2 separate regions of the Mus musculus genome follow, and region 2 is linked to region 1. A link is a contact called in ENCODE Hi-C or POLR2A ChIA-PET data. All regions are on one chromosome and are shown on one strand. The core of a region is the stretch at or near the end of the contact, and the rest is flanking DNA. Distances in the headings are between cores, read along the strand shown.

Evidence for each region. Hi-C counts contacts between places; a loop is a spot of excess contacts on that map. ChIA-PET counts read pairs that join two places held with the same protein, here RNA polymerase II (POLR2A).
Region 2: a map of heart shows a loop between it and region 1 (3-fold over the local background). The contact joins two enhancer-like sites. A Hi-C loop is called at or near these places in 10 of 37 maps with a recorded cell type or tissue (T-helper 17 cell, adrenal gland, gastrocnemius and 2 more). POLR2A ChIA-PET finds 5 or more read pairs at or near these places in 1 of 5 experiments (Patski).

The regions. Positions count from the first base shown.
Region 1 is chr12:73,720,560-73,724,249 of GRCm38, forward strand. Prkch (protein kinase C, eta) reads left to right here. Exons shown (of 14, transcript NM_008856.4): 10 at 1,177-1,331. Among named protein-coding and RNA genes, the nearest start is that of Gm34189, 60 kb to the right of the region's middle. Within about 2 kb of position 1,757, at least 1 of the 3 ENCODE cell types and tissues checked has a DNase peak (open chromatin) inside an H3K27ac peak, as active enhancers do; it is heart, where a contact is called at or near this core.
Region 2 is chr12:73,763,693-73,767,395 of GRCm38, forward strand. All of the region lies in intron 12 of Prkch (protein kinase C, eta), which reads left to right. Among named protein-coding and RNA genes, the nearest start is that of Gm34189, 17 kb to the right of the region's middle. Within about 2 kb of position 1,264, at least 1 of the 3 ENCODE cell types and tissues checked has a DNase peak (open chromatin) inside an H3K27ac peak, as active enhancers do; it is heart, where a contact is called at or near this core.

The sequences.
Region 1 (3,690 bases), core at 507-3,006:
AGATCAACTTTATAATGCAGCAGTGGTGCACCTGAAAGTGAGTCAAAGCCAGACTCCCCAACATAGTTCAGTCTATCTGCGCCCCCACTCCCCCTAGCAAAACTGGTAACCTTTCAAACTCTAAGGTGGGTTCTTGCTTGTATGCATCCTTTGACAAAACACCAGTTGGCCCACACAGTGACCACACACATTCCCACCCCCAGGAAGGGCAGCGCTGACAGTGAAGTCCTCACCTGCAGGCCTTGAGATCAGGCACCTCCCTAAACCTCATGCAGGTGTCAGATGTCCCATTTCCTCTACTGCTTCCTTCATTGCTTTACCAGAATGTTTAGACTTGCTGTTTATATTTTAAGAACCCACGTTTCTTGTGCCAGCCTTTCTAGGATGGAACTGATCTGCTCTGTGTGTGTGTGGGGGGGCGCTCTTTGTTGGGTCCCCAGTACCCCATTAGTGCTCAGGGAAGGAAGTGAGGAAATCCATTGATGCTAGATGTCTGTAAGCAGAAGCCTTTACCCTGTGTGTCTCAGGGCAGTGGCTTGCTGAATGGGCTTTTCTGTCATTAAATAGTCTGACCATCCGTGAGTTCTTGATGCACTGTTCTCATGGTCCCTAGGTTTCTGCAGAGGGAGCTTGTTAGGAGTCCATTTCCCTGCCTGGTGAGAGTCACTGCAGGTGGAAGCCACCGGTGTGGTGTGTTTTACATCCACTTCTAACTCATGGTCTTTTGATGGACCAGAGGACTTTCTACCAGACACTGTCAGTTGGACTTCCATTTGTCTGAGTTGTCTAAAGTGGTTTACCTGTTCTATGTTTTCTGCTCATTTGGGAGGAATGGAGAGCCCTCCCAAGTGTCCTCTCCTCTGGGATTAACCCTGTGTGCTCCACTGAAGACATTTGCCTAGGACTTAATGCCCATGCTCTCCTCCCTTAACATGTCGGGCTGGAATGAGAACCAAGGTCTCTTAATGGTTAGTGACGTAGAAAGTCAAGGTTGTATGGAACTACCTTAAAGAGAGTCCATGCCACCCCTCCCTAAGAGATCACAGACCTGACCCCACACGGGGCTAACCTCTGTTCCCACACAGCACTCTGCATGCTTCTTGGACTACGTCTCTTCGAGGAGAATGATGCTGGTGAGCAATGAGAGTCTAATCCATTCCCACACGTTTTGTTTAGGACCGTCTGTTCTTTGTCATGGAGTTTGTGAACGGAGGCGACCTGATGTTCCACATCCAAAAGTCCCGTCGTTTCGATGAAGCCCGTGCTCGTTTCTACGCCGCGGAGATCATTTCTGCACTCATGTTCCTACATGAGAAAGGTATCATCTATAGGTGAGTTTGCATCCCGGGCGCCTCTTTTGAGTCACCCCCCTGCCTGGCTCCTCACTTAGCCCAGCCTTTCAATTTCTCGTGATCATTGACTCAAGTGTTTAGCAATGAAATTCACAGAAGGCCCAAGTATTCATTAGAGTTATCACAGAGATGAACTCTTGTCTCCAAACTAAAATGTACAGTCTGGATTCCAGAGAGATTAATATTTATGGATTGGTTCAGCCAGCATTTGCTGCAGTAGCCAAGCCCTGGAAAGTGCTGGATTCATTACTGTTCTCCTCTTCCCAGTCTAACATTCTAAGTGAGTTGGCTAATGTGACGGACTCATTCTATTTTAAGAGCTGGCAACTGAGCCAAGGTCTGTGTCTTAACTGTTGCTGATAGTAGCTGTAATGGCACTAAGGTCAGATGAGGTGGGTTTGCCAGGCCACAGCTACGCCTAGGAATGGGGCAGACAATGTTTCTCATGTGTAGCCTCAACAGTATTTGATTACATGTCACAACACAATCCTTTGATCTTAATAGGCTGTAATTTGAGTGGACTCAAAATCCGATTGGTGTTCTCAAGGGATATCCGGTGAAGCATTAATCAGAGAGATGGTGGACCGCGTGTGAATGGAATGGCTAGCAAGTGTCCTGGTGTGCTCGTGTTGACATTTTCTGTTCACCTGTAGCTAGAGTCTTCCCACTCTGTAAATTACGTTAATACCCTAGTTGCCACATGTGATGGCTAGTTTTTATGATCAGCCTGACACAATCACAAGAGCCACCTTAGAAGGGACTGTCAATGAAACATTGTGTAGATCAGGTTTGCGTTGGGCATGTCTGTGGGGGAATTGTCTCAGTCACATTAATTGATGTGGGAAGGCCTGGCTTGAATGTGTGTGGCACTATTCTCTGAAGTTGGGTCCCAGATGATACAAAAGAGGAGAAGGTGAGCTGAGCACAGTTTAGCCTGTATGCATCCATTTCCCTTGCTCTTGACTGTGCGTGTGAGGGATTAGATGTTTCAAGTTCCTGCTACCTCTTCTCCCCTGCTCTGGTGAGCCTGTGGTGCTTTGAAGGAGAATAGCCCCTGTGAGCTCAGGTATTTGAATGGTTCCTGGTTGGTTGATGGAATTGCTTAGGTGTGGCCTTTGGAGAATGTGTGTCTGTGTGGATAGGCTTTGACCATTTAGAAACACACTCCTGGCCACTCTCTCTCTCTCTCTCTCTGTCACTTTGTCTCTCTGTCTCTGTCTCTCTGTCTCTCTCTCCTTCCTGTCTGGATCAGGATGTAAACTCTCAGCTACTGCTCTAGCAACATGCCTACCGGGCTCCCTGCTGTGAATTCACCCTCTGAAACTGTAAGAAAGTCCCCAGTTGAATGCTTTCTACCGAGTCTCTTCACAGCAACAGAACAGTAAGAGAGGAACTGAAACCCAGCGTTGTGTGCTAAAATAATCCTTTCTCCACTAAAAAGGATTTAAGGGAGAAATGTGTTTGTTCATTTTATCACAGCAACAGAGGTGAACCCAGCAATGCACTCGTTCTTCTCTGGTAATACAGTTCTTGCTGAATTACCCTACACTGTAAAACATAAATCTGTTTTATGGTACAATCCTAAATACTAAAACAAAGAATTTTCTGTCAGAAATTTACTATCTGTGAGTTGCCCGTCTCTACCCTGAGTGCCCCAAAGAGAGACTCTTACCACATTAACTTTTAAAGAACAATGACCTCACTACTTGGAATGACTTCCATTGTAAATCAAGCTAATTATTATCAGCCCCACAATAACTGAATTGTATACACGTTCCAAGATCAACACTTTACCTACATTTGCCCCCCGAAATCTCCTTAACATCATGGTTATCGCCATTGATTAGATAAATAATTCTTAGGGAGATGTACTAACCAGGCTGCTAATGGCTAGAGAACTGAGAGCTCAAACCCTGTCTAACGAATGGTTCTGCTGCCTTCTCTGTTCAGGAGAAACTTGAAAACTGGAGAGCCGGTATCTTATTCTCCTTATGGTGTTGAGGTAACTCTTAATCGTGAAAATGAAGGCAGAGGGGGATGAGGAGTGAGGCTTAAAGGTTCACGTGGCCTGACTCCTTCGGGCCTCTCTCTCCTCAGAACCCTGCACTGATGCAAGGGCAAGCTTGCTCCTCTAGGTTGAACGCCATACTTCCGTCTGCTCTGTGAATGTTGTTCTAGAGAACATTGTCATTGCAGTCGACGGTGTTTCCGGTGAGGCGGCATCGATCCACTTCCTGAAGCTTCCTTTCAGTTTCTTCTATCTGTGGCTCAATTCTAATTTTCAATTCAATTCTGATTTTCACCTATTTCACTTACTCTTGAACTCAGGCCCCCATGT
Region 2 (3,703 bases), core at 14-2,513, 43 kb after region 1:
GGCCAGGCTGATTTATATGAGTTCTAGGCTAGCCAGGGCTTCATAGAGTGATCCTGTTGAGAAATAAACACAGAAGTTCAGGGATGAAAATCCTTAAGAGCACGTTTCTCTAGATCTCTGGTTTGTAGAAGAATAGTGAGGCTGACCAAGGATGTCATGTGTTAGAAGGATGTGAGTGCACTCTAGCCTTAGAGTCTTAGGTCCTGTTCTGTTTCTGTGACTGGTTTCCTATCATAACCCTCAAACTATTTAGAGGGTCAAGAACCTCTAAATAGTCCCAGCTCAAGGTATGGTCCTGCGGACCACTGACCCACCACTGTACTGGCTTCATTCTCTAAGGTGGTCTGACAAGCAATTACAACCCTGCTCTGGCTGGTGCCCTTTCTTTCTCCCAGCATGAGATTGCTGGGGAAATTCCCATTTCTTTGGGAGTGCATTGTTTCTATAGTCTGATAGTCAGATTGTGAGACAGACAGACACACACACACACACACACACACACACACACAAGTAAATGTAATAAATTAAAAACATATCTGTTAAATACACATGCATACCCCTAACATCTTCTTCCACCTCCTCCCTCAACAAATAGATTATTAAAACTGATGGTAGCTTACAAAGTTAACAGGAGATGTCCAACAATACTCATTTTTATAAAAACAAAACAAACCAAACCAGATAGAGGCTTTCCAGAGTGCTGCTGTTGTTGAAGTTTGTCCTTGCTTTTGAAACAAATATTGTCTTCCATGGTCACCGCGTTACTTACGCTTGCTCTGATCTGTGCTAAAATGCCAATAATCATGATGTATATGGAAAAACGCATAGTTTGCATTGAACTTTGAAGGTGTACCTGCGATTTGCTTATTTACCTCCACAAAGGAAGGCTGGAGGATGTCCTCAAGGAGCCCCAGAACTTAGAAGGGAGGTTGCCCAGCTCAGAGGTACAGAGTCAGCAGCTGTGAGGGATCTCCTGGCTGCATGCTAACTAACTCCGATGAGGTCAGCATCTTGCCGCTGAGCTCACACAGGTGTTAGCTAAGTGCTGAAAGGACTTAGCTTCTCCTGAGTCACCTCTTGCCAGTTCTGGAAGCATTATAGTCTTGGCATCGGCAGGAGCTTATCAAGAGCTTTTGTTCCCGAGCTTTGTAGAAATGACAGCGTATGTACACATGTGGGTTTATCTGTCGCTGAAAATGATCAGATTTCACCACCCGTGCTTTGTGTGCTGAATCCCTGCAGGCCCCTGCTACAAAGAGAACCACTGTGAATTCTGGTGCCCTCCCCAGCCATGACTGAGGCCCTGTCTGTGGACAGGAAGCTGTCTGGGGCGCAGGGACAGTTACCATCTCCCTTTCCCACGCCTCTCTTGATGGAGGTTGGACAGCTCAAGGGGGTGGCTAAAAGGAGATCAGCCAGGAGAGGAGAAGGAGGGAAGGTGGGGCTAACAGCTTACAGGGACTCCAGTCCCAGGCCACCAGGGTGAGTTTTCATATACTGTTAAGGGGAACAGAACATCCTAAAAATGGCTGCCCCAAAAGAGAGGTGGTTAGCGTGCCGACAGACAAGCCCTTCTTCAGGACTGGAGTTTCTAAAGGAGGAAATGATCTGTCTGCAGCCTCTCATGGCAGCTTCTGGCGGGATCTTCCTTCTTCTTCATAGAACGTTCATTTCCTGAGAACAGGGCTTCTTGGATTGTATTTGCAGGAAGTTGTGTGAACGACTTCCTGTCTCCCTCTTGTTGTTTCCAGCTGGATTTTTCACACCACAGGTCTCTTTAATCTCCCCCTCCAGCTCTCCACCTAGGAAAATAAACCTATCAAAGGTTCCGGGGCGTGAGAGTGCGGACTCTGGGTGACTTTCCTAAACCAGCCTCCCCACTCAGAAGCACTTTCTAAGATGGGAAAATCCTGAAGGAAGCAGGAATCGTCTCCTGTACACATTCTTTGCCAGCTACCAGAGATCTGATTTTTTTTTTTTTTTTTTTTTTTTTTTTTTGCAGTTGATTGTTAGCTGTGGTTTGGATACCAAAGATTTTACACACACACACACACACACACACACACACACACACAATCAAGGAGAGTACTGACAGAAAAGCCTCCTCAAACACTGTCTTCTTTACAGTAGCCACTCTTAAGGATGACACCCAAACAGAAACGTTTGTGTGACTTGGGATAGCAGCAGCAGGGAGCCTCCTTTTTCTTGCACACTTGAAAGATAAAGAACCTAAAAGTGAGTGGGTAGGGAGATGGGGAGGTGGCTGAGAAGAGTTGGGGGAGGAGAAGAATATGATCAAATATGTTGAATGAAAAAAATCTAATAAAAATATAAGAAAGTTACCCGGGAGTGGTAGAGTCTGCCTCAGGGGTCACCATGTTTGACCCTGGCTCCTGGAGCATTGGCCAACATGGATAGTACGCGTAAGTACAAACACATGACTTGGGGTTCCACCTGAGACACCTCTGACCTATATTTGTCCCACCCTACACATGGCCTGAGTGAAGTTCCCAAGGTGGTCTGGGGTTCAGGAAAAGCTGTGTATATGAAACACAGGCCAGGCAGAGTGCTGGCCACCCCGAGGGATCAGCAGCGTGCATGCAGAGGCTGCTGGGTTCTGATGGCCATCGCAGGCTGGGGGCACAGCCAACATTCTGCTGCAGATCGAGCACAGTTCCTGCCCTGTGGTGGGGACAGGAAGGACACGGGGCACTGATTGTACTGGATTTTGATAACAGAAAAATGAAACAGAGTGCACTGTGCCTCTGGGGATTGTTCTCCGAAAATCCTGGTAGGCCAGTCAGTTGTAACCAGCCAGGCAAGGCGTTACCTCGGGGGCCATTCCTTCAGCCACAAGGTTGGGAATTTTGCTGTATCAGAGTACTTGCTCTTTCTTTCTCTTTCTTCCTTCCTTCCTTCCTTCCTTCCTTCCTTCCTTCCTTTCTTTCTTTCTTTCTTTCTTTCTTTTTTCTTTCTTTCTTCCTTCCTTCCTTCCTCTCTCTCCCTCCCTCTCTCTCTTTATCTCTATCTCCTGCTCTCTCTCTCTCTCTCTTTCTTTCTTTCTTTCTTGATAAAATAAAGGTCTCACCCAAAGAGAAAACAGCATTTGCATAGAGAAAATAGCATTTGCAGCTGAGGATATATACTCAGGTTCACAGTGCCAGCTCCTTTCTTCCAGAATGCCAATGACAAGTGTAGGAAGAAAGGTGAAGGTTATGGACTTTAATATTGACACCAACCATAGGATGCAAGCCTTGCCTCCCATCCATTTCTGCTTCAGACATCTCCAATGAAAGTTCCGTTCCCAGCAAAAGCTCTTCCATCATTTAATGGCAAAGAAGGAAGGGAAGGAGAGGAAGAAAAGAGAAAAGGAGGGGGTATCTGTCTTTAAGAACTTATTTTGCCTTTCCTTATGATAAGTTCCCTCCTCCATCCCCCTGAGTGTGCTTACGTCTCCCACCTAAGCTGCCTGACTGGGCAACAGCCTTCAGCGTTTGAAAGCATGAGCACAAACTTTTTCACTTCTAACACATCAGCCTTGCGTGGCTTGTAATAAAATCAGGTGTTTAGACTCAAAGATGCGTCAGGTTCATAGAAAAGCAATGGCTTTGCTTTCCTCTCTCATCGAACCTGCTCATGGTACACACCTCAGCTACTTCATCGGTAGCAGTGAGAGGGTGCCATGTGGACCCAGAGAGGTTAC